Linked DNA regions of Homo sapiens: all the other regions are linked to region 4. A link is a contact called in ENCODE Hi-C or POLR2A ChIA-PET data. All regions are on one chromosome and are shown on one strand. Each heading gives the region's core, a stretch centred on a gene start or an enhancer-like site at or near the end of the contact. The rest is flanking DNA. Distances are from core to core; before and after follow the strand shown.

Region 1 (4,181 bases), core at 163-2,662, 2.5 Mb before region 4:
GTTGAGGTGAGGGCAGCTGAGCTAGATAACTAGCAAAGGCTCAGTGATATGCACGACACTAGTTTGTAAAGACTCACAGATCCACTCCCGTAACCTGCCACTGGCTCATCTATAAATTAAGGGTACTAAACTTCTTCATAGGTTTCTTGCATCTAATAGGGCACAACAGCATGAAAAAAACTTAAAATTCTATATAAACACAACCCCACCAAAGTGAGCCAGCTTGGAGGTTTAAGGAAGCCCATTACTTGGCCTGGATTTCTCACAGGGAACTGACAGGGAACCTGAAACATTCTGTCTCAGTCCACAACAGCTGTGTCATTTGATCCCTGGCCAGCTAACACCTGGTTTCTGCATGTACCAAGTGGCAGGACACCTCCTAAGAGTGACCTATGAAGGATAAATCACTTCACTTTTATACTTAGATCCTAACATCCTTCCTACAGGAATATTTGGTGAATTACCCAGTCTGACAAATAGCTGAGGCATGGGGAAAAATAACCTGCCACAATTTGAGAACACACACACAGACTGAATGACACAGGGGGAATCCTACAGCTGAGCTAGACAGATGAAGATGCATCTGGCTCATTTAACAGGTGAGAGAACCCAGTCTCAGAAGTTAAATGACTTGCCCAGACTGACAGCAAATGAATGGCAGCTACAGTGAACCTCAGAACCCGGTGTTCTAACGTTACCTCGGTCGAGACTTGTTTTTACTTAAGCTTTGCAATGAAGATTTTTGTTTTAACACGAGCATCCCATGGACAAATAACCTCTCAAACCTGGAAATACAAATGCCATTAAATTCCCAACAGTCATTAGAAGCTAATAAGCATCTGCTGAGACACACTTTTATTTCTAAGTCACTAAACCCAAGTCTCGGCAAACAGGAAGCTGTCGTAGCCCACTCCAGGTACAGGGAAGGTAAACATCCTCACTTCCCACGGGGCTCCACGGGCTGCCTCTGAGTCCACGGGTCCATTCAGGCCCATCTCCCCACAGCTCCTAGGCAATTCGGCAGAAAACTGGTCTCCCTAGGCACAACTGTGCACGAGGTACGGATCACGCGAGGTGCGGATCACGCACGCTCCGGGTCACACAGGGAGCTAAAGATAGCTGCGCCGCACCTGGGGCAGCCTCGCCCGGGGATGTGCCCGGCCCCGTCCCGCTCCCTCCGGCCCCTTCCCATAAGGGGTCCTCGCCGGTAGCCCCACCAACCCACGCTCGGGCCCTGCCTGCCCTCCCGGTCCCTGCCACTCAGAATGGGCGGCGCGGCGGCCCCGAGGCCTAGCTCGGCTGAGCCCGCACCTACCCACAGCTCCGCCGCCGCGGCTCCGGCCCTGCCCCTAGCCCACCGCAGGCCAGCTCCGCCGGGGCGCTTCCAGGGCCGGGGCCGCTGCGCCCGCACTGGGCATGCCCGGGCCGCACGGGGCCGCTGGGAAGTCGGGCGAGCGCGAAGAACCAGCCGGCACCACGAGGCGGGGCCCAGAGCCGAAGGGGTGGGCCGCGCGGAGCGACGGAGACTGGGAAATGTAGTCAGTCCGGGGTCCCGCCTCGCGCTGCGTGCGGGATCGTCCGGCTCCCAACTCCGCCTGGCGGCGGAGAGGACCCCTCACCCCTCCGCGTCGCCTCCTCCCCGTCGCCTCCTCGCCGATCCCGTTCTCACAGATCTCTCCTCCTGTTCTTTGCCCTCCCCCATTGACTCCACAACGCTGCTTGCGTTTCTAAAATCCTGTGAAATTAGTAACAGGATGCCTTTAATCCCAGCATTTTGGGAGGCCAAGGCAGGCAGATCACGAGGTCAGGAGTTCAAGACCAGCCTGGCCAACATAGCGAAACCCCATCTCTACTAAAATAACAAAAATTAGCCAGGTGTGGTGGTACCTGCCTGTGGTCCCAGCTACTCAGGAGGCTGAGGCAGGAGAATTACTTGAACTCAGGGGATGAAGGTTGCAGTGAGCCGAGATCACACCACTGCACTCCTGCCTGGGCGACTGAGCAAGACTCAGTCTCAAAATAATAATAATAATAATAAATTTAAAAAATGAAATAAAATAAGTGGCTGGGCACGGTGGCTCATGCGTGTAACCTCAGCACTTTGGGAAGCTGAGGCGGGCAGATCACTTGAGGCCACCCTGGCCAAGATGGTGAAATCCCGTCTCTACTAAAAATACAAAAAATTAGCTGGGCATGGTGGCACACACCTGTGGTCCCAGCTACTTGGTCGGCTAAGGAATGAGAATCACTTCAATTCAGGAGGCAGAGGTTGCGGTGAGCCGAGATCGCACTACTGCACTTCAGCCTGGGTGACACAGCTAGACTGTCTCGAAAAATAAAATAAAATAAAACAAAACAAAACAATATAAAATAGAATAGAATAAGGAATCCATCTACTAAAGCTTAGAAATCTTGTTACAAAGAGACCTAAGTGGTTTAATGACAAACTGATTATTGTGCTATTAATTATAATAATAGCTCTTCCTCCAAGCTCTATTCTTTCTCAAGAGTGTCAATTTAGAAAAGATTTTAGAAAGAATTTAGTAGGTATGAGTTTATTCTGGCTTACTTCATGGGAGGAAATCTTTTTTTTTTTTTTTTTTTGAGACTGAGTCTGTCTTTGTCTCCCAGGCTGGAGTGCAGTGGTGCGATCTCGGCTCACTGCAAGCTCCGCCCCCTGGGTTCACGCCATTCTCCTGCCTCAGCCTCCTGAGTAGCTGGGACTACAGGCACCTGCCACCAAGCATGGCTAATTTTTTTGTATTTTTAGTAGAGACGGGGTTTCACCGTGTTAGCCAGGATGGTCTCGATCTCCTGACCTCGTGGTCCGCCCACCTACAGCCTCCCAAAGTGCTGGGATTACAGGCGTGAGCCACTGCGCCTGGCCGGGAGGAAATCTTTTAAATCTCAACATGTATAACCACATTTAAAATAAAAACCAATAATAATTAATACCTTGCATTTTTAAAGAGCTCTCACATGCTTATGTATGATTAGATGCTATTTGTGGACAAGTAGAGGATATTATTTTCCAAATTTCACAAATGAGGAAGTTTGTGGCAGAGCACTTTGAGAAGACATGACCTCCAGTTAAGCTGTGAACCTTAGTTTCTTTTTTTTTTTTTTTTTTTTTTTGAGACAGTGTCTCTCTATCTTGGCTCACTGCAAGCTCCACCTCCCGGGTTCACACCATTCTCCTGTCTCAGCCTCCCAAGTAGCTGGGACTACAGGTGCCCGCCACCACGCCCGGCTAATTTTTTGTATTTTTAGTAGAGACGGGGTTTCACCATGTTAGCCAGGATGGTCTCGATCTTCTGACCTCGTGATCCACCCGCCTTGGCCTCCCAAAGTGCTGGGATTACAGGTGTGAGCCAGCACGCCTGGCCCAAACCTTAGTTTCTTTAACACAGGCTGCTGAAATAAATGGTATATATATGAAGGTGTTTTTTAACTGTATGGATATATGATTTAGTGAAATGATAACAATACTAGATCTAGTGATAGCGACAGGAGACAGCCAAATGCCTAGGCAGTTAGTGGCGGGTCCCCATTGAAACCCCACCTCCAAGCCAAAAACAGTTTAAAGCTCGAAAGCCAAGCTACAAGTTAAGTCCTCAGACCAGATTGAGAACTTGTCTTCCTGTCTTGCATGTTTTCCTCTGATTGATCCCCACCCTTCACCTATTTTACATATACCTACCCTTTCCTGATTGGTTTTCTACACTGTTGTGCCCACCTTTGAGTGGTGCCTTTGCTTTAACCTTTCTTGCATAGCCACAAACCAATCTGCACATACTCCCCATCCTGTGCCTATAAGGACCCCTGACTTAGTCAGTAGAGTGGGAGACCGCCTGACTTTGAGGAAGACGACCTGCCCTTCCTGTCCCTTCTCCAGCTCCCCTCACTGCTGAGACTCGTTTTCATCACTAAAAAAAATTCTCTGCCCTCAACATCCTTCTTTGTTTTTTTCTTTGTTTTTTTTTTTGAGACAGAGTCTTGCTCTGTCACCCAGGCTGGAGTGCAATGGTGCAATCTCAGCTCACTGCAACCTATGCCTCCTGGGTTCAAGCAATTCTCCTGCCTCAGCCTCCTAAGTAGCTGGGATTATAGGCACCTGCCACCACGCCCAGCTAAGTTTTTGTATTTTTAGTAGAGATGGGGTTTCACCATGTTGGCCAGGC
Region 2 (3,779 bases), core at 264-2,763, 2.8 Mb before region 4:
CCTTCCCGCATCTCCCCTCCAGCATCTGACGCCCCACTTCGAACGCTCGCGGGCTCTCCCTCCCCTCCCAGCCGATCTCCCTCTGCGAGTGGGAGCTCCACCCCCGCGGCTGTGGCCCCCCGGCTCGGTGGCGGTTACGTGGCTGTTCAGCCGCTCGCTCTCCGCCGCCCCTGCGTCGCCTCCCCACAGTAACGACGCCATGGCTGCGATTGCTGCTCCCGCCCCCAGCACGTGCTTCCACCACCGGCGCGAGGCGGTGCTGGCCCCATCCGCTGGCCAATGGGCTTCCTTAGGGGGCAGGCGTCCGCGTCCGCGCCCGCGACCACCGCGGTGCGGCGCGCAGGCGCTGGAAGGCTGGGTGGCGCGCGGAAGGGGCGGAGGGCAGAGAGCGGGGCGGGGGGCAGAGAGCGGGGCGGAGGGCAGAGAGCGGGGCGGAGGGCAGAGAGCGGGGCGAAAGGGCGCGGACCGGAGGGCAGAGGGGGCAGCTTCCGCAGAGTGGAGAGCGCCCCCCGCGCCGCCCCGCGGCCCGCCGCTCACACAGCCCTCCAGGCGGGAGCCCCCCGGACTCCCCGCCGCGCTTTACGCCCCGTGTCGGTTTCCCTGGAAATTTCCGCCTCCACATCACAAGATGTCAGAAAGGTTAGCGAATTGGTTAGCAAAGTGGAGACAAAATCTGATGAATTTGATATGACGAATGACCTCGAATGCCACAGTTGCGGAAAGGAAGCAGAACTGTTCAAGCTCTAACTGCTGTTCCTGCCCTAGATACCTGTGATGTTCCACATAGGCTTTTTAAAGCTTTTATTCTGAAATGTGGTCTCTTGTTAAAAACATTACCTTTCGGTATAACCTCTACGTCCTACATGCGTTTGCATAATCCGGTATAGATCCCTGGATCCCTGGTACTAATGATTTAATGACCGCTCAATTTGGACGAAAGAACCAAATTCCACCTCCCCCCCGCCCCCCAGTTTTCTAATTGTAATTTTGAGATTTTGATCAGCATTTCTGGAATTGGGGGCAAAAATACAAAAACCCACACGAAACTGCAGTCATGATCTCTCCGTGGTGCTGAAGCAACGCTCCCCGCTCTGTTCGGTCACTCTCAGGGCACCTAGTCGTTTGTTTTGAGATTATCATATTCATTTCAGCTTTTAATTTGAATTCTAATAGTAAATGTTTTTGTCTCTCAATGGTAACTTTCTTCTCATTTAACTAGGTATAAAATCGAGCCAAGATCTTCAATCTTTTAGTTTTCGTATAAGGATAGCAGAATTTGAAAAATTACCTTTTTTCTATTATTTTAGCGTAGCACTACAATTCCTCCTTTTATTGCTGTCCCGCCACAGGCCCAGATTCTGCCCTGTGGGCGGAGAAACGGTAGCTGGACTAGAAAACCTCAGGTAGATTCTAGCACCAAGCTCGGTTCTCAGAACTACATTTCCCACAAACTTGGACTACACCTCCCATGAGGGCTCGGGCGCCTGCGCAGAAGACGCACAGTGACAGCTTCCTTTCTCGGAAACGCGGCGCGGCCGGCTGCCGGAAAGTAAGTGTGGGATTTTTGGAGTGGGTTACTTTCTGGGTTCCACAGGGGAAGGGACAAATGGACACACTGCTGAACGGTTGTCTGTTGTCTTCTTTTTGCCCTCTTTCACATACTTTGGTCTTTTCAGGAAAGCATTGCCGTATGGAAATGAGACCTCGCTTAAGACCATGTATTTTTCTTTTGTGCCTGGTACTTTCTGGAGCTCTCGGTGGAAACTCGCCGCAGTAGGGTCGTCTTTAATTCCGTTGTGACGGGAGCTTCAGTGGTACTTGTACTGTGGAGTACAAAAGTGCTCTGCTGCCCCACTTAGAATTGGGTGCTCATAAAACAGTAGAAGTTGAGAACCCAGGAGTATGTGGGAGGCTGTGGCAGCAATTTTCAAATTATTTTGGGGATTGCCTTACATACAGACCACGATTGCTTTCTAGTGATCATAGTGCGTGTCTGCTAATCCTTTGGACAGTACTCCCTCTTCTTCCCTTTGGATTAATATAAAGTTTATCAAGAGGAATGCTATTTATGTGTTAACCCACTGGTTCCTGAGATTAGGACTTTTTTTTTTTTTTTTTTAAGACTGTCGCCCAGGCTGAGTGAAGTGGCGTGATCACTGCTCACTGCAGCCTCTACCTCCTGGGCTCAAGCGATCCTTCCACCTCAGCCTCCAACTAGCTGGGACTGCAGGCGTGCGCCATCTTGGCAGCCTAGTTTTTAATTTTTTAATTAACACACGGTCTCGCTGTGTTGCCCAGGTTGGTCTCGAACTCCTGACTTCGAGCGACCCCCCCTCCCCCCCGCCACCACCCCGTCTTGGCCTCTCAAAATGTTGGGATGACAGGCGTGAGCCACGGCGCCTGGCCCAATGTATGGAACATCTGGTGATGGCCGTTTTAGTTTGTAATTGGTGCTTAGGGGACACACGAATTCCCTCTCTGTGGTTACTTCGCAGCCCTGGCCAGGGTGTTACTTTAAACGTCTGCTTGGGAACTCCTGCACTTCACCCTGAATTAGGGTAAGGTGTGCTGGAAAAAGCACTGTAGTGTACCAAGTCCTGTTTTTGCCACAAATCTGCCTTATGACCAACTAGACTCACTCCCTGGCCTAGTTCTTTAGTTAGCACGGGAGTTGAACTTTGGAGACTTTGGTAATGTTGGACTTTGAGATCCAAATAATCACTGGAGTGTTTTGCATGTTAAAATCACCATGTAATTTTTGACCTCATAAAAAGTCGAGGTATAAATACAAATTACCTTTAATCCCACTACTCGTTAGGTTTTGATCTTTCCCTGTGTGTACTGAGATCATCCTGTATAGTTTATGATACATTCATGTCACTTAATTTCACCTTCCCATATTACTTTCCCAAGATTCCCAATGACTATTTAATATTCTAATGTCTTTAAAGACATTTACTATTCCACTGTTGGTGGACAGTTTGCAGTTTCTACTTTTTTGCGGTGAGTATATCCTACATGTACCTGAGTCATTGATTACTTCTTTTCCAGACAAATGCCTAACAAATAGAACTGGGTGAATGTGTGAATTATGTGGCTTTAAATGTTACAGGGAAAATGATTTTCGCAGATAGTAACGGTCAAGGTCATTCACCTTTATGTTAGAACTTTTTCTCTGTGAACAAGCAAACTGTACTATCATTCTTCTGGCCTCTGGTGTTAAAACTGACAACTTTCAGATTTTAGATGGTCCCCGTTGGGTCAGAAATATCAAGAACAGATAAATTACAATTTAAGGTGAGCAGAATTCCTATTTTGATCTGCACCCAAACAGGCTAGGTTCATATTGGTATTTATGTTTGCATCTGATTCCAGATGTTACTAGTTTGAATTTCTACTGGAGTAGGAATACCCTTCCAAATGATGCATAATTCCTACAAAAATCTCAGGGGCAAATTATAAAAAGAATGGTATTCCAGAAATAACAGCTGGCAGGCAAAATATTAATGAAATAATTCTGAAATAAAACAAGTTTGAATCCTGTATGTTATATGGTACTGTTTTGGGGCATTTGTTAGAAAGTATTTTAAAGCTACTTGGATTTGTTGTACACCTTTAGTAATGAGGCTATCCATGTTGTTAACCTCTCCCATCCTTTAGGACTATGTAAAAGGCAGGTTTTTGTTCCTTCTTTTTTTTTTTTTTTTTTTGAGACGGAGTCTCGCTGTCGCCCAGGCTGGAGTGCAGTGGCGCAATCTCGGCTCACTGCAGGCCCCGCC
Region 3 (3,884 bases), core at 742-3,241, 2.4 Mb after region 4:
TCATTCCTTCATCTGACATTTACCGACCACATACCATGCCCCAGCCCTGTTCTAGACACAACAGCAAGCAAAAATGTCTATCCTCACAGAGCTTACATTCTAGTAGAGGAATTATCTATGACAGCCCTGCAATCTAAAGAATTTAAATGGCCACTTGAGAAACAGAAGGAATGAGACTGTAAATTACGTGCAGGCTTCGAAGCTGAGATAGAGGCTGTGACTGCTCTAAGCTTGGGCACTCCCAAATGTTCCCTGTTGGCCCTGGGTCATGTCTCATTCAGCTGCATCTCCTGAGCTGCGACCAGAGGTATCCAGCAAGCAATAAATCCAATAGCTCTTCCTAAGAACCTAATATGCTCAGGGCACTGTGTGAGTGCTATGGAGGACAACAGTGAGTAAAATACAATCCCCATTTGCCATAAGACCACAGTCTAGTGAAGAATAAACCGCATATATATCATCATAAGAAAAGTAAAGAAACATTAACACTTAATAAATAAGCACCTACTATGTGCCAGGCACTGTGCAAAAACTTCTATGGTTATTATCTCATTTGACCCTCACGAGAACACAAGAAATACACTGCTTTTGATAGATGAACAAATTGACAGATGAGCAAATTGGGTTTCAAAGAGTTTCGTTTTTCGCCTTTGGCAACAAAGCTAGTGAACGGAAACTCAGAAATCTAAACTAAAACTATGTGGTTCTAAGTTTAGCCATTCAGTTATTAAACAGACATCTGTTGAGGTCCCACAATTTTGTAAGCATCATTCTTGGCTTTAGTGCTACCAAAGATGATCAAGACGAGTGCTCTTTATACCACCCCATCCTGTACCTACCATGTATAGGAAACAGGACATAATTCACCTGCCTCCAGGAGTTTATAAAGAGATTCAGAAAGCAGCACACAGACACAACCGAAATAGTAATGGTAATAATAGGTACAATCTAAGTGTCCAAAAACAAGTTTAAGTAACAGTATTTCAAAGGAATTTAAATGATTTGCTGCTCAGGAGATACGGCTGAGTGGACAGGGGAAGTTTCATGAAGGAAATTGACAGACGGTAGGATTTATAAGTGGTACATATACTAGATATACCCTCCTGTCCTCACCCTTACTCCTGGGTCCTCACCCTTACTCCTGTAAGCCCAACCTTACAGCCTGGGTTGGGCTGACAGTGGAAGAAACAGGCTTCAGGAGACTTTAGAGAGCTTGTAAACTGGCTAATAAACCCTAGAACTTTAGACCACGCCTAGGTCACATACATTATCTCCTTCTCCAAATCCACCCTCCAAGACTCATCACCTCAAGCCAATCCAGCCCCCTTTAGAACATTATGCTACCTTCTTGGGAAGCAGAGGGTAGGTTGAAAGACCCCAGGCCTTGGATCAGAACACCCAGGTTTAAATCTAGTGTAAATATGACCACTTAGAATTGTTCTGTCCATTAAGGTAGCCACTTGCCACAGATGGCTCTTTATATTTAAATTTAGATGAATTTAAGTCAAATGCAATTTAAAAACTAGCCAAAAAGTCACATTTCAAGTGCTCAGTAGCCACAGGTAGCCCACAGATTCAATGCTGGACAAAGCAGATACAGAACATTGCCATCATCGAGAAAGTTCTATTGACCAACACTGATTTCAAAGCCTCTGAACTAAAGGCAGCTATGTTGCTTTTTTGCACCTCATTTTCTTCATCTTAAATTGGGCAAAGCACTACAAATACTCCCCTAAAAGGACTTATGGAAATAAAACAAGACAGTGAACTTAAAAGTGTGCTGGTAACTTCCTTTTTTCTTTTCGATACAAATACATCTTCCTTCCTGCTTTCTGCAGGGCTGAAGCCTCAAGCTCTACTCAGATAGAAACGTCCTCAGGCCATGACCCATGGGATATTGTTTTAATGTGGAGCATTAAAAACAAAGTGAAACAAAAATCTCCAGAGCAGTGAGCCCACCTGTCAGTCCTCGTCTCCCTGGGCCTCTCAAGAGGTTTGTGACACTGATCACTTCTTCCCTTGGCTTCCAGGAGACCATGCTGACCCAGCTTTCCTCCTGCCCCTTGGTTGCTGCTTCTCATCCTCCTCTATGGGCTCCTCTGCATCCCTCTGACCTCTTCAGTTCAAAGCACCCCCGAGCTCTGTCCTTGTCCTCTTCTCTGTCTGTACAAACCCAGTCTCGTGGCTTTAAGTACAATCTGTATATTGATTACTCCCAAATTTACGTTTCCAGTAGAATTCTGTCACTTGAACTCTAGACTCACATTCTAGCTGCCACCCTGCATCTCCACAGGTTGTCTAACAGGCATCTCACATTTGGCATACCAAGATTCGGCTCAGACACCTCTTACCCCTAAACCAGCCCAACCTCCTTCCCTACTGCAGCAAATGCCAACTCTACCCTCGTAAGTACCAAGGTAAAAACCTTGGAGTCGCCAGGCGCAGTGGCTCACGCCTGTAATCCCAGCACTTTGGGAGGCCGAGGCCTGCGGATCACAAGGTGAAGAGATCGAGGCCATCCTGGCCAACATGGTGAAACCCCATCTCTACTAAAAATACAAAAATTAGCCAGGCGTGGTGGCGTGCACCTGTAGTCCCAGCTACTCGGGTGGCTGAGGCAAGACAATTGCTTGAACCTGGGAGGCAGAGATTGCAGTGAGCCGGTATCGCACCACTGCACTCCAGCCTGGCAACAGAGTGAAGCTCCATCTCAAAAAAAAAAAAAAAAAAAAAAAGCTTGGAATCACCCTTGATCTGTCTCTCTTACACATACACATCTCATATCCAGACCATCAAGAAATTCTGTTGGCTTTACCTTCAAAATCTATCCAGAATTCCAACCTTTCTTACCACCTTTACTGCTGCATCCTGGACAAGCCAGCAACCTCTCTCACCTGGATTACTGCAAGAGCCTCCTAAATGGATCTCCCTTCAGCCTATTCTCAATGCAGCAACTGGAGTGATCCCTTTAAAATCTAAGTCAGAAAACAATATGGAGGTTCCTAAAGAAATTAAAAATAGAACTACCATATGACGCAGCAATCCCTCTTCTGGGTATATACACACAGGAGATGGAATCACCTTGTAAATATATCCACACTCCTATGTTCACTCCAGCATTATTCACATTAGCCAAGATATAGAAACAACCTAAGTGTCTATCAACGGATGAGTGGATAAAGAGGATGTGGTATGTGTACACAATGGCATACTACTCACCCTTAAAAAGGAGATCCTGCCATTTGCCACAACCTGAATGAACCTAGAGGAAATTATGCCAAGTGAAATAAGCTAGACACAGAAAGAGAAATATTGCATGATCTCACTTAAATGTGGAATATTAGAAAAGGAGCTCAAACTCACAGAGAAGGAAGCAATGGTTATTATGAGTGGGCATGGTAGAGGGGTAGGAATTGGAGAGATACAGGTCAAAGGACACAAAATAGCAGAGATATAGGAAGAACAAGTTTAGAGATCTAGTGTACAAAATGAAGATTAAAGTTAATAAAACCGTATTGTACAGTTCTGTATTGCTTAACAATGGGATACGGTCTGAGAAATGCTTTGTTTGGTGATTTAGTCATTGTGTGAACATCACAGAGTGACTTACACAAACCTAGATGGTATAGCCTCCTACACCTAGGCTACATGAAACAGCGTATTGCTCCTAGGCTACAAGCCTACACAGCATGTAACTGTACTGAATACTGGAGGCAACTGTAATACAGTGGTAAGTATCTGTGTATATAAACACACCAAAATATAGAAAAGGTACAGTAAAAATGCAGTAATATGGCCGGCTGCGATGGCTCACATCTGTAATCCCAAGCACTTTGGGAGGCTGAGGCGGACGGATCCCCTGAGGTCAGAAGTTCGACACCAGC
Region 4 (4,298 bases), core at 1,615-4,114:
GAGGACAGGAGTTTGAGACCAGCCTGGCCAATATGGTGAAACCCCGTCTACTAAAATAGAAAAATTAGCCGGGCGTGGTGGCATGCACCTGTAGTCTCAGCTACTCGCGAGGCTGAGGCAGGGGAATCACTTGAACCTGGGAGGCGGAGGTCGCAGTGAGCCAAGTTCCTGCCACTGCACTCCAGCCTGGGGGACAGAGCGAGACTCCATCTTTTCTGGGAGACTCCATTGGGAGACTGTCTTTTTTGGGAGACGGAGTCGTGCCTTAGTTTCCCCATTTACAAAATGACGATCATAATAGTTGCTACCGCTTAGATTTACGGTGAGAATTAAATGAGGTTAAGGCTGGCATGTGGTAGGCACACAAAAATGTTAAATCATTATCCTTTTATCCAGTCAGAAGTCCTAGGCTCTAGGCTCCACTGCAGTCCCATGCAACCAAACTTTAATTTTAGATCTTAACTGTGTCATTTGAAACCCTGTGCGTTTGAAGTGGTGGAGACAGGACCTTTATCATATTCTGAGCTTTAAATATATAAACGGTAAATCATTCCATTTAATAAGACATAGCCCAAGTCCCAGAACGCGTTTTGAGAGTAACCAGAAACAGAGGTTATTTGTTCTGCTTTCTTTTATCACTGCTATTGGATGGGATATCCCAAACAAGTGGATGTGCGCCCCAATTCTATTTTCCACTATTCAATGATTAAAATAATTACAAAAACGCAAAATACAGCACAGGGTGTAGTTTAAAATTTGTGCTTGTTAAACTCTAGGCACTGGGGTGTGAAAAGAAAGATTCCAGATAACATTACTAGCAGTTAGCGTGGGGGACTGGGGGTTCCAAATACCAAAGGAAACTGAAAACAGTGGCTCACAGTACATATCTTAACTCTTTCTGGAGTTGAGTTCAATTTATTTCCAGGAAGGAAATTACACTGTAGCGTAACTAACAAAAAACATAAAACAAATCTTGAACCAAAAAAAAGCTAGATTTGATTCTAGCTTACCCAGCTGCTTATCTTCCCACAAATGATTATCTCTGAGCTGCATTTTTCCCCTGATATGGGGATGAATAATACACACCTTAGAGAATTGTGTTGATGATTAAATGACAAATGAAAGCATTTTGTATGTAGTGAAAGCATTGTATAAAATTAAATTCTTGGGACGTGGGAGAGGCTAAGAATATATCTCCATGAACTCTAAGCCAACATTCCTCCCCAAAAGGAAAATATGAAAAGGAAATTCTTCATATGTTTGAGTCTGTCTCTACCCTTTACTGGCTTTGACAAGGACAAGATGTCCTCGCTCTTCTGACAGCCTTTTTCGCAGTCTAGAGACCTTCTAATTCCAGCCCTGCTACTAAAAGTTCTTTTGGTGTAGCCTTAAAAAATCTTTTCCCCCATCGGTGCCTATTTATCTACTAAATAGGAATAACAGCTACCTCGCCTGCTTGAAAGGATACAGGGAGTGTTCAAGGTACCTGAGACAGGCTCTTGGAACCACAAGGCCCCACATATCCGCGGCCATGCACAACATTGCACAATTCAAAATTCTAGGCACCATTGTTTTGTGCACCAGCTCAGTCACGTTTTCAAAGCGTCGGTATGGTCTGTCGTTTAATTTTTGATGAAAGTCAAACCAGGAAAGATATCACCTCATGTTACTGAAAATACAAACGTTCAGAAAGTCTAAATCAAGGACGCACGGCTACTGGAACCTATGATTCCTAATGCCTGGTTCACCTAACCAAGAACACACTCGCCACCATTTAAACCTGTTTATTTTATAAACAACGGGGAAATGTAGGGCTTGGGCTAGTTGGGGAAGGACTGAGCCAAGAAGCCGAATCTGTTCTAGACGGAGGTGGGAAGGGGCCTAACGGTCAGGGCTCAGAGAAGCGGTTTCGCCTTCTTTTCCGCGGAGGGATCCAGACACGACCGCGTCCTGAGGCGGTTCTGAAAAGCCGGGCCCCTTAAACCTCTGCGTCGGGGGCTGCCTCCCGACAGTTGCCGTAGGGAAATGCAGGTGCTGGGAGGCCTGCCGAGCTAACCCGCCCCACCCCGCGGCGGCCTGGCGGCTCCCTCCAATCCCAATCCTGGGGGGCCGTGAGCGAGCAGCCCTAGTGGCACCCTGAAGCCGGAACCTTCGCCCCAGCCCCTCGGGGTCAGCCCTTGTCCAAAGCCACGCTATGAAATACAGATTCGCGAAACCCGGGGCACTTAGAGGCCCGTCTGGAACACGAAGGTGGGGCATGGAAAGGAGGATTCGGACGTGGGTGGGGGAGGGGAGCAACAACCTTCGCAGCCATTTTGTCCTCGCTCCACTTCCGTCTTCTCCTGCCCGGCTCCCGCGCCCAAACCCCTCCCTTCAGGCCCCGCGCGATTCCGCCCCCAGTTCTGTGCCGGCCAAGATCCCGGCTAGCGCCGCTATCATTGGTTAGTTCCAAGTTTGCCCGCCCCTCTTCCTCCTCCTTTTTCCGCCCCCTCCCTCCCGCGGAAGCTGGGGGCGCATGCGTAGAGGTGGACGCTCCCCTCCCCCGCCCGGGGTAACTGAGGACTCCCGCGCGCGGACTCGCTGCGCCCCACCCTCCCTTTCCCCGGGGCCGTCCGGAGAGCGGGGGCGAGCTTGAAAGTTCCAGAACGCTGCGGTGAGTGCGTTATCGTGAGGCGGAGCGCGGTGGGGTGGGTGCGGAAGGGGGCGAGGCCCGAGGAGTGGAGCCGGGCTTGTGATTGGGTCTTGTAAGGGCAGCCGGGCGTCTATTGGCCGGGGAAGCCGTAATGGCAGGCAGCAGGGGCGGGCCCCTTCTGGAAGGTTCTAAGATAGGGTATAAGAGGCAGGGTGGCGGGCGGAAACCGGTCTCATTGAACTCGCCTGCAGCTCTTGGGTTTTTTGTGGCTTCCTTCGTTATTGGAGCCAGGCCTACACCCCAGGTAAAACCTCTGCTCAAGAGTTGGGTTGTGGGTCTGGGAGCGTGCAGCCTCCACACAGGCCTGTTGGGCTTGCTGAGGCTTGGGGGTTCTGAGAATCTCGTCGAGGCGAGTGTGCGGCTCCTTCTACCGGCTTAAAGGGCCTCAGTTTTCGGTGGGATGGCAGCGGTATTTGGTTGCAGCCGGCAGGACGGAAATGTAGGGAGTGGGCCGCAGTGGCCCCAGGGGAGGCTGGGAGACGCCCGGCGGCCGCGTGGCGGGGGAGGGTTGCTGCATCGGTTTGCCTGGCGCGCGGGGAAGTGGAGCCAGCGTTTTCTTTCACCCAGTTCCCTGCTTAGTCCAGTCCCACCGTGGTTCTTCAGAGCTGTTCTTGGCGTGCTTCCAGTATGGGGGTACATTCCGGAGTAGTTAAAAGCCCGTTGACTCCCGGGGGCACTGGCACCTGGCGAGGGAGGGGAACAGACAGTGCTCAGTTCGGGGTAAGACCACGTGTTGAGCAACGCCCCACGCCGTCTGGGTAGATGGGTCCTTCATCTAGGGCGTGCTCTGCTGCGGTTGGCACGGCAACCTGGACTGCAGCACTAGTTCTGGACCTCGCGCGTGCTTAGACAGGAGGTGATGGGCACTATTACCTCTTGGCAGTGGCCATACGTTTTTCCTGGTTAAGTGTTCTGTTAAGGGATGAGGGAAATATTTTGATTAATTGAATTTTTAAACCAGATTTTTCTTTTTTTCAGCAACCATGTCCAAGGGACCTGCAGTTGGTATTGATCTTGGCACCACCTACTCTTGTGTGGGTGTTTTCCAGCACGGAAAAGTCGAGATAATTGCCAATGATCAGGGAAACCGAACCACTCCAAGCTATGTCGCCTTTACGGACACTGAACGGTTGATCGGTGATGCCGCAAAGAATCAAGTTGCAATGAACCCCACCAACACAGTTTTTGGTGAGTTCCTAATTTTAAATGACAGAACAAATATAACAGGGCTAGGAAGCACAAAAGTTTATGAAACGTGAGGAGGGAACTTTTTGATTTTAGAAAAACTGAGCTGAGAGACTTGTTATCAAGTCTGTTATAAAACAGGTTGTAGAAACCTTTCAGGCTGAAATCTGGATAACGTAGGAGGTTGAAGTTTGAACCTTTGCTACCTATATGGTAGTTGAATTCACCTACCTATGAACTGTTAGGTATTTGAGTAATCATGGACTTGAGTTTTATCAGAAGAGCTATGAAATTGAAAGTGTTTTCATTTGACACCTTTTACAGATGCCAAACGTCTGATTGGACGCAGATTTGATGATGCTGTTGTCCAGTCTGATATGAAACATTGGCCCTTTATGGTGGTGAATGATGCTGGCAGGCC
Region 5 (4,289 bases), core at 226-2,725, 2.5 Mb before region 4:
TATACAACAAATTGTGTATTTTTGTTGTTAATTATACTCCTAATAATAGTTATCCTATAGAACACTAGAATTTATTCCTATCTAGTTGTACTTGTGTATCCCTTAACAAACGTTTGTCTATCCTCCTCCATGAATCTTTTTTCCCACTATTATTGGAATAAAGGAGAAAAACAAAACAACAACAACACTGGACTAGGTGGAAGGCATATAGAATGCTAGCCCCAACACTGAGAAGTCAAGCATGTTCTCCATAATTAACTGTCCCAGAAGAGCAGTTTAGAAATGTGTTTAAGTATAGTCCCAAAGGGAAAGCTTACTTTGCAACTAAAAATAAAGGCCTAACTACTCCAGGAGGTCAACAATCCAGCCATATCTCTCAGGGTTTGCAGCTGTTTTCTGGAATGCCTGAAATAGGAACAAACTTAACACCACTGCGTTGATACGAGCCACACACCAAAATGAGACTGCTAGGATCTCTACTTGAAAACTTGAGTAAACGAGCTAGTCATTGAGGGCAGGGCCGTAAGGGAGATTTCATCTCGTGCTCTTTGGTCACTTTCGCACACCGCCAAGCAAATAAGAGCAAAGACACCTTTCTTAAAACACTTACCAACCTGCTCTCCTCAACTGTGCCCTGCAAGCTGTGGCATCTCCTGCCACCCTGCCTCTAGTTTCCCAGACTGCAATTTCCCCAGCCCCGTTTTCCTACACACGTTTCCACACCCTCTCACGATCTTTTACTCTCTTCTCCCTTCCGGTCGTTCCAGCGGGTCCCACCTCCCTCTTCTTCCCACCCTCAAAGAACTGACCACCTCTGATACCCCTCAGCGCGGGACACTCATCACCCCAGCATCCTACGCGCCTTCCCCTCCATAACTAGTCCCAGGACCCAGTCTTTCCCACGCTCTGTTCTCAAGACCCACCTTACCCTCCCTCCCTAGACCTTCGCATCCTTCCATCCAGGAAGCCCCCACACCACGCCCCACGCCCCCTCCTCTGCAAGGCCCTAAGCTCTGCTCTCCACCCCCATTTAGAGTTTTGCCTCCTGCACTTCGTTCAGCCCCATCAACGCCATGGACTGCACCTGCCGCTGATTTTCAAGTTACGTTCTACGGCCTTCTCACCTGGCCGGCTTTCCTAAACGATCCGCGGGGCTCCCTCAGCCATCCGTTCAGCGGCGCACCCAACCCTGGCAGGAGCCGGGTCCGCCTCCCGGACCGCTCCCCCGTTGGCTGGCTCCAGGCCAATAGGACGCTTCTGGAGAGCGATAGGGTCTCGGAACTGTCTGTCAAATCCGGAGGCGTAAACCGGGCCGCGATTCAAGTTTTTAATTGGTCATTACAGCTATCACTTAGCAGTCTAGAGGCAGGTCTGTATGCTCCCGCCGAGCTGTCATAGGCCGGCGCGTAGGAGTCAAGAGCGCGGAAAGAACGTGCCCCAAGCAGTTTGGTTGAGGGCCGAGGAGTGACGTGTCGGTTTGCGGACCCACGGGGAGTCGCAGTGGGAAGGCGCGGCCCACTGACTCCCGTCATGTGACAAGAAGCGGAAACTACGCTGAAATAGGCCCTTGCTCCAAGTCCCAGTAACTCGGAATGCGGAGCCGCTCGTCTCCCGTCTTTTTTAAGGTAGAAATTGTTACCTAATACAAGGTGAAAGGAGAGGAGGGAAGCATTTTCTACCTATTTATTCTCAATTAAAACTCAAACGCGGACTGGTCCAGACAGTTCGTCTTTTGCAGGATGTGCCTGATAGTTGACTCGAGCTTTTACTGTGCCTTGGTAACTGCGATGGACCTGGGAACCTTGACAGAGTTCACAGCCCCTGGTTTTGTGAAAGAGCGTGCCTAGGCCTAAAGGGGTTGTCGGGGCTAAGCTGGAAGCATTTCTACTGCCAGCTGAGACAGCCACCGCCGCGGAGGCACAGCCCTCCCCAGCAGCAAGCGGGCTTCCTCGGGAGACCGGGAGGCAGCCCGGCCATGCTTAGTCAGTTCAGCCCTTTGTTAAAATACCGGCCAGAGAGCCGCTCTCCCTATCCTAACTTGCCTCTCTTCTCTCGCACCCCACGCGCTCCCCGACCCCCAATAAGTTTGCTGAGGGCAGAGAAGGGGACGAAGTTTGAGCAGCAATTCCATCATCTCAGACTCGCACGTGTACACCTTTATCCTCAGGCACTTCCACTCCCTGCGCGCCTCGGTGAGCCAAGGCTACACCAGAGAGAGTGGGAACGTCTCGCAGCTCTTCGAACTTGTTGCCTCTACCACTCACGCAGTTTCCTATTCTCCCATGAACGGAACCCACCACTTATTGAAAGGTCATTATTTAAATCACTGCTTCAGAATCACATGCATTTTTTTCAAAATCCACATGACCAGGCTCGCCCCAGGACGTTATGATTCAATAGATCTGCTTTTTTTTGGTTTTGTTTTTAGTAGTAAGTGTTCGATGTAATTTTACTTTAACAAAAGGAAACTGAAGCTGAGCCTGAAGGAATTACAGAACTTGGAGTAAATGCTTCTTCAAAATACGAGTTTTGGTCGGGCGCGGTGGCTCACCCCTGTAATCCCAGCACTTTGGGAGGCCAAGGCGGGCGGATCACGAGGTCAGGAGGTAGAGACCATCCTGGCCAACATGGTGAAACCCGTCTCTACTAAAAATAGAAAAATTAGCTGGGCGTGGTGGCGCGTGCCTGTAATCCCAGCTACTCGGGAGGCTGACACAGAATCACTTGAACCAGGGAGTCGGAGGTTGCAGTGAGCCGAGATCGTGCCACTGCACTCCAGCCTGGCGACAGAGCTGGACTCCGTCTCAAAAAGAAGTTTTTTCTCTTTAAAAATAAAAAAGCGGGGAGGGGGGCATTAAAATTAGAAAGATTGTGTTCAAGTTTCTTTTGTTTTTTTTTAAGTATTAACCTAAGAATATTAAGGCCGGTCGCGGTGGCTCACGCCTGTAATCCCAGCACTTTGGGAGGCCGAGGCGGGTGAATCACCTGAGGTCAGGAGTTTGAGAACAGCCTCACCAACATGGTGAAACCCCATCTCTACTAAAAATACAAAAATTAGCTGGGCTTGGTGTCAGGATCCTGTAATCCCAGCTACTTGGGAGGCTGAGGCAGGAGAATCGCTTAAACCCAGGAGTTGGAGGTTGCAGTGAGCCAAGATCGCGCCATTGCACTTCAGTCTGGGCAGCAAGAGCGAAACTCCGTCTCAAAAAAAGAAAAAGAATATTAAGATGTTAGAGTTTTTATTAATTTTTTTCAAAGTAGGCCAGGCGCGATGGTGGGCTCCTGTAATCTCAGCTACTCAGGAGGCTGAGGCAGTAGAATTGCTTCAACCCAGGAGGCAGAGGTTGCAGTGAGCTGAGATCACGCCATTGCACTCCAGCCTGGACAACGGAGCAAGACTCTCCCACCAAAAAAAAAAAAAAAAGTATTAAACATGTTTCTTAGAATACATTTAAGCTTCCAAGTGATCAAATTAAGTAAACCTTTTCACAAGTCAAAATGTACTATTAAAAAACAAAGTTTGGGGCCGGGTGCAGTGGCTCACGCCTGTAATCCCAGCATTTTGGGAGGCCGAGGCGGGCGGATCATGAGGTCAGGAGTTCGAGACCAGCCTGACCAACATGGCGAAACCCCCGTCTCTACTAAATATACAAAAATTAGCCGGGCCTGGTGGCAAGTGCCTGTAATCCCAGCTACTCGGGAGGCTGAGGCAGGAGAAATTGCTTGAACCTGGGAGGCGGAGGTTGCAGTGAGCTGAGATCGCGCCATCACACTCCAGCCTGGGCAACAGAGGGAGACTCTGTCTCAAAAAAAAAGAACAAAGTTTGAAAATCTAATCCTATTTTTAGGATGAGTCTTTGATACCAGTCCATGAGGAAAGGCTTATTTGTGAATAAAATCAAAGGAAAACAAACTCATAGGAAAGTCTTTATAATTATTATAAACAAACCTGGAGGTCCAGGTGTCGTGGCTCAAGATTGTAATCCTAGCACTTTGGGAGGTTGAGGCGAGAGGATGGCTTGAGGCCAGGGGTTGGAGACCAGCCTGGGCAACATGATGAGATGCAGTGTCTACAAAAATAATTTTTAAGAATTAGCTGGACATGGTCGTGCTGGCCTGTAATCCCAACTACTGAGGAGGCTGAGGCAGGAGGATTGCTTGAGCCCAGAAGTTAGGCGGCAATGAGCTATGATCACGCCACTTCACTCCAGCGTGGGCAACAGAGCAAGAAAGACTCTGTCTCTAAAATAAAATAATAAATAGGCCGGGCATGGTGGCTCATGCCTGTA
Region 6 (3,921 bases), core at 86-2,585, 2.6 Mb before region 4:
AAATTAATTGTTGTTATGAAGAGGTGGGAGACAAATGCTTTCCGGCGAACGACTGGGGAAGGAGGAGGGAGAGGTGGGGGTCTGGGGAAGAGAGGAAGAGGATATAGGGAGCGGTATGGGGCAGAAAACGCCTGCGGCAGCGCCTCCTCCCAATTGCTCAATTCCAATTCCCATCCCCATCCACAGCCCCACCCGTCCCAAAGGCCGGGGCGGGGCCAAACTGCCCCCAGAGGCGAAAGGAAGGGCTGGGACTCTTCCTTGGGGTTCTTAGCTAGCAGCGGGTTAGTCCCTCCTGCCCCCGCCCCCACAACGGGAACCTCCTGGTACCATTCCTCCACCCTCCGAAACCGCCCCTCCGCAGGAGTCTCTCCAATCCCCTGCGCTAGTCAATGCTAACTTTCTCCCACCATGCCCTCCCTCACTAATCTAGACCCCGAACTCCTTCTTTAGAAACCTTCCCTACTCTACCGGCCGCCCTTCCTCACCGGACTGTCCTTTGCCCACCACTGCAGGAATCCAAATGCAGCGCTTTTCCCGCCAAAACTTGAGGGCGTCACGCTGCCGCAAACTCGCGCACCCGCGCCGTAAAGCAAGACAGCGCGCGTTCCCGTGTCCTGCCCCTCTGAATGTCGGCGGCTCCAAAAGGGTGACGTGGAGATGTTGCCGCTCCCGCCCAGGGCTGCTTTGCAGTCGGGGAGAGATCCTGGCTGAAGAGATTTAAGGACGGCGGACCGCATCGGCGCGAATTGAGCTCTGGGCCCAAATATGAAGTGGCATCCGGTGTGAGGCTCGACTGGGCGGTGCTCGAGCGCTGCTGGGGGAAGCCCAGGCCTCCAAGCCTCAGGGGCGCGCGACCGACCGCGCTGCGCTTCCAGGCGGGGCTGCGGGCTTCGCTCCTGGCCGCTCTGGGCCTGAAAGGCTGCACCGCCACCTGCGTGAGGCCACCGGACAGGACTGTGAGGATCACAGTCGGTGAAGCAGAGTGCTTTGTAAACCTCAGAGTGCGGTACTCGTGGTGCTGGAGCCGAGAAACCAGCAGCAGCTGCTGAGAGCCGACTGTGAAGAAATGGGAGGAACTCCGTGTTGGGAGCGAGAGGCTTCGAAAGAACTGGCCACGCAGTCAAGTGTGTGTGGCGGGGCAAGTTTCCCGGAGAAAGCGAGCAGTTTATGTTGGAGCTTGAAGTCAGGATAACCAGTTTTGCCTTTTTTCTGTGAACCAGCTCCAAAACAATGCTTTACTTCAGCCCGGTCTTTTTGCAGGAAGACCATCTGCTTAGCTTAGTTCTACAAACTTTTTCATTTTTAATGTGCAAAGAACAGGCGGGGAGAGCCAAAATAAATCTTACAACGCAAATTTAAAAGCTGCGTACGTCATTTAAGTGGAAAAGTAAATTCTGAGGAAAGAGACTCAAGAACAAAATAGGAAAAATGGAAATAAGTATTCTCTGACAGTAAACTAGACTGGAACTCAGGGATAGGCAGGATCATCTCCATTACATTCTCCAGCACTGGCCGGGCGCAGTGGCTCCTGCCTGTAATTCCAGCACTTTGGGAAGGCGAGGCAGGAGAATGGCTTGAGGCCAGGAGTTCAGGACCAGCCTGGGGAACATAGGGAGACCCCATCTCTACAAATAAAAAAATTTAGGAATTAGTCGGGCTTGGTGGTGTGTCCCTGTAGCCCTAGCTACTTGGGAGGCCTAAGCAGAACAATCGTTTGAGTCCAGGAGTTAGAGGTTAGTGAGCACTACTGCACTCCAGCCTGGGCAACAGCATGATTCCGTAGGAAAAAAACATATTTTTTTATATGTATATATTTTATATATATACATATATATTTTCTTAGTCCTTAAGACTGGGCCACATACAAACACTAAGCATAACTGGCTATTATGATAATAGTAAAGTGAAACAAGTATAAAATGTTACTCAAGGCCGGGGCCTGGTGGCTCACACGTGTAATCCCAACACTTTGGGAAGCTGAGGCGTATGGATCACCTGAGGTCAGCAGTTCAAGACCAGCCTGGCCAACATGGTGAAACCCCCGTCTCTACTAAAAATACAAAAATTAGCCGGGCACGATGGCGAGTGCCTGTAATCCCAGCTACCCAGGAGGCAGAGGCTGCAGTGAGCAGAGATTGTGCCACTGCACTCCAGCCTGGGCAACAGAGCAAGACTCCGTCTCAAAAACAAACAACCAACAACAAAAACACACATTTCTTTTAAAGAAGCAAAGTCAGGAACAAAAATCAAGGAAAAAACTCTTAAAATGCTTATGTGTATAGTTTTGAATCATGACATCACAGATTAGGCTTCATGTAATCTTTTTACAGTTTGTTGTTTTTGGAGACAGGGTGTGTTGCTCTGTCACCCAGGCTGGAGTGCAATTGGGCAGTCTTAGCTCACTGCAGCCTGGAACTCCTGAGCTCAAGTGATCCTCCTACCTCAGCATCCCAAGTCACTGGGATTACAGAAGCGAGCCACAGGGCCTGGTATAAAAATAAAAGCAAGTTTTTATATCATTTATCCCATTTTCTCTTGTTTCCTCACTGTGTGCTGAAAACAAAGAATACGAAGAGGAAGACCTGCAAATTTCCTGTGTGTCTGATGGAGTCTTTTTAGCCTGAAAAAAAAAAAAAAAAAGATATACAGACTCCAGCAGAATACCAGTTAAAGACAGAATACATAGAAATAGCCTCTATTCTCTTCTGAAAGCCCACTAAAATATTTTAATAGTAAAGGATACCAATATTTAAAAGAACCCATAAGAACAGAGTATGAGACACATTTTGGAAAGCAGAAAGCCTTTAGATGAAAGGTAATGAAGATGAATCCCAAAGCTAGCAATGGAAAGCAGAATTAACATCACAGAACTCTGAAAAAGCTCAAGTTGAACTGGTGACACCAGGTAACTGAAGGTGGAGGTAAAAATGGGGCTAAAAGGGGTAGGTTTAAAGGCTACATAAAAAACAAATAGATCCCCGTATCCCTTCCCTTTCTATGTAACCAAGGAACTGTCCCTCCCCAAAGCTGGTACGAGATTTAAGAGGGTAAATGCACAGTATGTGAACTGGAGACCATTAGGCACAGTTAAAAGCTTGGGCACCTTACTGAAAACGGAGGGATTAAGTTTAAGTTTTATCCACTGAAGGTTGAGCCTGTTACAACTTCTTTCCCTACTCTACTCCCAGAAAGCTGACTGCCTGGCTTACATCCTTGAGTAAGAGAATATGCAAGCCTTCTCAAGGGAATCTTACCTATGCAAAAGATAAAAATCTAAAAATCAGTATCATGGATTTCCCAATGTAACAGCCCAGCCAGATCACAGTAGATTGAAACCCACATTATTAATCCCCATCTACACCCCCTACAAACAGACCTTTCAATCAGCTTTTTTGGGTCCCACTCTTTTTTTTTTTTTTTTTTTTTTTTGAGACAGTCTTGCTCTGTCTCCCAGGTTGGAGTGCAGTGGCATGATGTCTGCTCACTGCAACCTCCACCTCCTGGGCAATTCTCATGCCTCAGCCTCCCCAGTAGCTGAGATTACAGGGTGTGTACCCCACACCCAGCTAATTTTTGTATTTTTAGTAGAGACAGAGTTTTCCCACGTTGCCAGGCCGGTCTCAAACTCCTGGCCTCAAGTGATCTGCCTGCCTCGGCCTCCCAAAGTGCTGGGATTACAGGCATGATCCACTGCGCCCTGCCTAGGGTCCCACTCTTAAAGAGGAGCAGACTAGCAAGAATTTGAGAAAGTCTTTAATATGAAAGACATCAAAACTATGCTTAGTGTTCATTAGCCATGTTGCCCAGGCTGGTCTTGAACTCCTGGGCTCAAGTGATCCGCATGCTTCAGCCTCCCAAAGTGCTGGGATTACAGGCATGAGCCACTGCACCTGGCCTAGATTTGAGTTTTTTATGCTAAGT
Region 7 (4,371 bases), core at 1,823-4,322, 2.7 Mb after region 4:
AAAATATACCTACAGTAAGAGTTAGACACTACGAAAAAAGGATGAGGTAGGGCTGACAGAAAGCTAGAAACTATTATATACTCGTAACTTTGTTAAGACACCTTGGCAGAGAAATAATACTAAACCAGTACCTCCAGATTTCACCCCAACATATATTCATATTAGGAACAACTACTCTCTTAACAGCAAATGGATGCTTTATATTTACAAAATATATTTAAATGTGGTCAAATAAGAATAATTCTTAATAAAAAAAGACCCTAGTAAAAAAAAATCCTACGAAACAGGTCTCAGCAGTGCTTATTAATTGGCTTTCCAAGGTCTTTTCTTTAAAAAAAAAAAATGTAAAATTAGGCAGCAGCACCTGAACCAGTTCAAAAAACATTAATGCCCAAACCAATTTGCAGATTAATCTTACAATATTCATTTTGTAATCTCTTGTGCCTGCACAGTGCCTGGCCAAAAAAAAAAAAAAAAAAGAAAAAGAAAAGAAACAGGCTTTCAGTAATTTCATATTTATTGAATGTTTATATGCCATCTACGTTATAAAGAGGATACAAATTCCAAGATTCTATTTCCAAGATAACGAGAAGACAAGGAAAATCCCTGAGAAGCAATGCTGAAGAAAAACCATTACTTGAGGGCTTTTCACTCACTTGTGTGTGGAATGAGTCCGTTCTGTTTCCATAAATTAAACACCTCAGCATCGCAATGAAAACCAACATTACATTAGTTCCTAGCAAGACTTTTGTTTACAGGCTCAACAGAAAGAGCGAGAATTGAATGAAGCAGGAAAACAATTATCCCCACACCCGTAAAAGTGATTTCTCAGAAGCAAAACACCCTGAAAGGAAAAAAATGGGGATAACCAGAAGAAAGTAAGATAAGCATTGTCAATACTTATCTTAAGTGTATTCTTGGAAAAGTTAAAAATTATTTCATTGAAAATGAAAACCCACTTTGAAAAATACACAAAGAGTAAATATAAATACTTTAAATATTTAACAGACTCTTTTAAGTGAACATTCATGTGATGCTGGAAAGCATCAACAGGAAGAGGAAGTTCTGTTTCTGGAGTAGCTGTTATGGTATGATAATGGAATTTGGCCCTTTTAAAATCAACAAATGAGTCTTACAATTGGGTAAAACTCTTATTAGGAAATTAAGACTACTTTGTGCAGAAGCACTATTGTTGCACTTTTCATCAAAGAGCTTTGGCCCTCTAATTCAGTTACTTGATCTATTTTTTCACGGTGTAATAATTCGAAGACTGACTTAAAAATAAAGCAAGCTGACAAATTTGGGACTAGCATGCAGTGTCATAATTAAATTGAGAATGAAATGTGGTCAAGGAATCAATATGCTTTTTATCCCTTACCCTATAAACAAGAGTAACTTAGGATAAGCAAACTGCACTTCAACCACACATGGTCTAGCTCAATTCGCCACCCACCACCATGCAACACTGGTAGGTGCTATAAAGGACAGACACAGAACTCAACAAATTCAGCTGCGCGCTTACACTATGCTTACGGCTTATATCTCTTAAACGCCAAGTGTTTCTGGAAGACGAAATATTTAAATACAAGAATTAAAAGCAAACCCCATGATTTACCCTCATTTCTTCAGCTCCTGGACATTGCTTCCAGCAAGAACCTGTGATTTACTGGTAATGTCAACATTCTGGAAAGTTATTAGATAATAATTAAACACCGTGCAGGTCAACATCTGAAAGAGATCAAGTTCCCAGATCACCATGCAGTAGGCTCAACATTAAGTTCACAGGTAGAAATTCCTAAAATGTAATTGTCTTGAGAATCTACTGCAGGACACGGCTAAAGCTGATAAATAATACACCAATACCGAGCCGACTTCAGGCACCGACCTTCACCTAAAATGACCTTCTCCTCTGATTTCCAGACGAGTACACAATCCTAATGCACACTACAGGCGGAAAACCACAATCATGGTTTTGCCTCCCCCTTCTCTGAGAATCGGAAGGGAAGTTTCTCTCCGGAAAAATTACATTTCCAAAAGCCAATCAACTGGATAACTCGGCAGCAACCCCAGGCTAACTGCACAGCTCCGAAACAACCCTCTTTCCTCTGCCTGTCAACTTCGCTGGCCAAAGGCAATCTGCAATCACCGACTCCCCTGCTAGGTCGGGCCCGATTCCGGGAGGCCGAACGAAGGAGGAATTCATACCAACCTGTCGGTGATAGTAGACTGTGTGCCACTCATTGGGGCCCTTGGCGAGAGGTCCTCCTTTTATCCAACTTGCATTTTACAGTAACACCTCCTCCCCACCCCCAGTGCTCTGGGATCAGGCCCAACTCCGTCAGGGACACAAAAGTCCAACTCAAAACTCCATTCAGTCATCTAGACCATCCGACTGTAAGGGGTCAACGGATGCGGCTTGGAGCAAAACAAGTTATCTCCCAAAACGAACTGAGAAAGCCAGGGAGCGAGTCAGTCCAGAGTGAGTCGAGCTAGAGAGAAATCCTCCAGAAGGCACAAGGATAAACTTCCTCAGAGAGGGAAATCCGCGCGCAGTGGGAAGGGGACCCGGGACTCCCGCCGGGGCTGGGGCGGGATCAGCTCACGGACGGGTGTCGGCTCCTCCTCCGGAGTCTCGGGGCCTCGAACTCCCCGCCGCGGCAAGGGCCGGGGCCCTCCCTCCCGGCTCTCTATCTGGGGCTGCCGGCTGCTCGTGGCCGCAGCGTTGGCCGCGTCTCCGGCCGTCCCGCGCCGGGCTCGCGCGATTCCATGTCCCGGGCCCGGGGCTCCTTCTGTGCTCGCCGCCCTCACCAGGCTCCCGGTGCTGGGACGAGCCGCTGGCGCCGGCGGAGAGGTCCCGCGGCCCGAGGTGACAGGGACCCGGGTCTCTCAGCGCCGCGGACTGCTCCCCATCCCTTTGAGGCCCGGACTCTTCCGCAATCGCCAGAGGCGGCGGCTCCTCCCCGACGCTCCCCGCGAGGGGCGGGAGATGCCCGTCCGGCCCGGCCTGGAAGCCCTGGTCCGGGAGGCGGAGGCGGCGGCGTCTCCCGGCGCAGGGCCGGCTCGCCGGGTTCTGGAGGCCCTCGCGGGCGCGCGCGCAGACAGCGGAGGAGGCCGGCGGCCGTGGGGGCCGCGCAACCGCGGGCGCGCGCGCGGGTTCCGGTTCCGGTTCTGGTTTCCCGGCCCTGGCCGCGTCCGGCGCGAGCTCGCGCTTCCCGTCCCCCGCCGACTTTATGGCCCCCTCCCCTCTGACTTCGGGAAGCCGCCTCACCCGGGATCCCTCCGCCGCTCAGGGCCGCGCTCTCGCCCTTGAACGGACGCCTCCGCCGGAGCCCGGTTTGGGAGAGCGGCAAAGTAGTCCTACGGGGCAGAGGGAGGTGGGACCCGTGCAGCCCCGGGAGGCCCACCCACCTCCCGCGGCGCCTGGGCCCCTGAGTGCCGAGACATGCCCCTTCGAGTCCAGTTTGTACTAAGTCGACTTTCACCAGAGACCGCCCGAGAGCGCCCCCCAGATCCCGAGGACATCGTGCCGGGAGGCTCTTTGAAAATTACCAGCCCCCCTTGTCCTGGAAACTTTTATTACTTAAGGGAATGTATTATCTCTCCTGTCTTCTGGCTGCACGCGTTCTGCCGGTTCCCGGCCGGCGCCCCTCGCTGCCTCCGCAGGCCCCGCTCACCTGGGCACCTGCCGGCTCCGGGGGGAGAGCGCTGCATGAGCCGGAGGCGCAGGGCTGCGGGAGAGCAGCTGGGGACTGCAGCCAGGGTTTCTCGGTATAAATATTACTTTTAGGCTGTTTCTGCCTTGGCAAAATGAAATGTGTTATTTGCCAAATTGATAAAGCATGGTGCTTTCCATGGCGACTTAACAAGCGTGTTGTGGAAAGAACTGGGAGAAGAAAATGAAGTATATTTATCCAGTAAATAGCATTACGGTTCTCTCTGAAGGATTCCCAAACGGTTTTTCGGTTTTTTCCCCTACTGGGTAGAGAGCTTTAGATACCCATCTAGTTTTATGATTGAATAATTCAGTATTTTGGCAATTTAGGTACCACATGTAATACAGTTCTTCAGTTCTGCCTGCAAACATCCAAAGTGGCTATTCCCTTTATCCAACTATTTTCAGACTTTTGAGCTTAAACCTATGTTGGTGACAAGGGATTTCAGCCATTTTGTGGAATCCAAGTAGCAAATCAAATCTAATAAACAGTGGATGTGGAGAGAGGAAACAATTACCTCTTAACAATGCTGTTGCAAAAAGTCATTCCGCAACAGTTCATGAAAGGATCATTATCCCCGAATAGAGGCATGAGCTCACGCTGACGTTAGTTAGAACGGGGGGGAAAAAAAGGAAAAGATAAACAGAGACCAGAGACG

The links. A loop is a pair of places that touch in the nucleus more often than their neighbours do. ChIA-PET counts read pairs that join two places held with the same protein, here RNA polymerase II (POLR2A). Pooled maps may share reads with other maps.
Region 1: a loop to region 4 is called in a pooled map, with 10 times the contacts of the local background. The contact joins the promoter of EI24 here to the promoter of HSPA8 in region 4. A Hi-C loop is called at or near these places in 4 of 50 pooled maps. POLR2A ChIA-PET finds 5 or more read pairs at or near these places in 3 of 52 experiments (AG04449, GM12878 and activated CD4-positive, alpha-beta T cell).
Region 2: a map of B cell shows a loop between it and region 4 (24-fold over the local background). The contact joins the promoter of PUS3 here to the promoter of HSPA8 in region 4. A Hi-C loop is called at or near these places in 1 of 168 maps with a recorded cell type or tissue (B cell), 2 of 37 single-sample maps with no recorded cell type and 4 of 50 pooled maps.
Region 3: a loop to region 4 is called in a map with no recorded cell type, with 13 times the contacts of the local background. The contact joins the enhancer-like site here to the promoter of HSPA8 in region 4. A Hi-C loop is called at or near these places in 4 of 37 single-sample maps with no recorded cell type and 2 of 50 pooled maps.
Region 5: a map of CD8-positive, alpha-beta T cell shows a loop between it and region 4 (17-fold over the local background). The contact joins the promoter of STT3A-AS1 here to the promoter of HSPA8 in region 4. A Hi-C loop is called at or near these places in 6 of 168 maps with a recorded cell type or tissue (B cell, CD4-positive, alpha-beta memory T cell, CD8-positive, alpha-beta T cell and 2 more), 10 of 37 single-sample maps with no recorded cell type and 14 of 50 pooled maps.
Region 6: a loop to region 4 is called in a pooled map, with 11 times the contacts of the local background. The contact joins the promoter of CHEK1 here to the promoter of HSPA8 in region 4. A Hi-C loop is called at or near these places in 1 of 37 single-sample maps with no recorded cell type and 7 of 50 pooled maps. POLR2A ChIA-PET finds 5 or more read pairs at or near these places in 2 of 52 experiments (AG04450 and activated T-cell).
Region 7: a loop to region 4 is called in a map of sigmoid colon, with 12 times the contacts of the local background. The contact joins the promoter of ARHGEF12 here to the promoter of HSPA8 in region 4. A Hi-C loop is called at or near these places in 6 of 168 maps with a recorded cell type or tissue (CD8-positive, alpha-beta T cell, ascending aorta, gastrocnemius medialis and 3 more), 7 of 37 single-sample maps with no recorded cell type and 24 of 50 pooled maps. POLR2A ChIA-PET finds 5 or more read pairs at or near these places in 2 of 52 experiments (BJ and CD4-positive, alpha-beta T cell).

Annotation. Positions count from the first base shown.
Region 1 is chr11:125,566,708-125,570,888 of GRCh38, reverse strand. EI24 (EI24 autophagy associated transmembrane protein) reads right to left here and starts at 1,412. Exons shown (of 11, transcript NM_004879.5): 1 at 1,316-1,412. STT3A-AS1 (STT3A antisense RNA 1) reads left to right here. Exons shown (of 4, transcript NR_132372.1): 3 at 447-599; 4 at 2,771-2,781. RefSeq lists enhancers at 695-744, 1,247-1,748 and a silencer at 1,185-1,744.
Region 2 is chr11:125,900,940-125,904,718 of GRCh38, reverse strand. PUS3 (pseudouridine synthase 3) reads left to right here and starts at 1,513. Exons shown (of 4, transcript NM_031307.4): 1 at 1,513-1,549. DDX25 (DEAD-box helicase 25) reads right to left here and starts at 211. Exons shown (of 12, transcript NM_013264.5): 1 at 139-211. The coding sequence starts at 201.
Region 3 is chr11:120,700,803-120,704,686 of GRCh38, reverse strand. All of the region lies in intron 3 of GRIK4 (glutamate ionotropic receptor kainate type subunit 4), which reads right to left. Among named protein-coding and RNA genes, the nearest start is that of GRIK4, 190 kb to the right of the region's middle. Within about 2 kb of position 1,991, at least 3 of the 41 ENCODE cell types and tissues checked have a DNase peak (open chromatin) inside an H3K27ac peak, as active enhancers do.
Region 4 is chr11:123,060,702-123,064,999 of GRCh38, reverse strand. HSPA8 (heat shock protein family A (Hsp70) member 8) reads left to right here and starts at 2,864. Exons shown (of 9, transcript NM_006597.6): 1 at 2,864-2,936; 2 at 3,671-3,880; 3 at 4,202-4,298. The coding sequence starts at 3,676. It overlaps LOC124902775 (a long non-coding RNA gene), which reads right to left and starts at 2,338. Exons shown (of 2, transcript XR_007062927.1): 1 at 1,469-2,338. RefSeq lists enhancers at 2,116-2,385, 2,946-3,115 and a silencer at 2,406-2,795.
Region 5 is chr11:125,589,754-125,594,042 of GRCh38, reverse strand. It overlaps STT3A-AS1 (STT3A antisense RNA 1), which reads left to right and starts at 1,475. Exons shown (of 4, transcript NR_132372.1): 1 at 1,475-1,625. STT3A (STT3 oligosaccharyltransferase complex catalytic subunit A) reads right to left here and starts at 1,191. Exons shown (of 18, transcript NM_152713.5): 1 at 1,125-1,191. RefSeq lists enhancers at 1,325-1,919, 2,037-2,206.
Region 6 is chr11:125,622,577-125,626,497 of GRCh38, reverse strand. CHEK1 (checkpoint kinase 1) reads right to left here and starts at 1,335. Exons shown (of 13, transcript NM_001114122.3): 1 at 486-1,335. LOC118567325 (a long non-coding RNA gene) reads left to right here and starts at 604. Exons shown (of 1, transcript NR_170378.1): 1 at 604-1,361. STT3A (STT3 oligosaccharyltransferase complex catalytic subunit A) reads right to left here. Exons shown (of 18, transcript NM_152713.5): 18 at 3,407-3,921. RefSeq lists an enhancer at 660-1,169.
Region 7 is chr11:120,335,114-120,339,484 of GRCh38, reverse strand. ARHGEF12 (Rho guanine nucleotide exchange factor 12) reads right to left here and starts at 3,072. Exons shown (of 41, transcript NM_015313.3): 1 at 2,210-3,072. The coding sequence starts at 2,241. RefSeq lists a silencer at 2,616-3,485.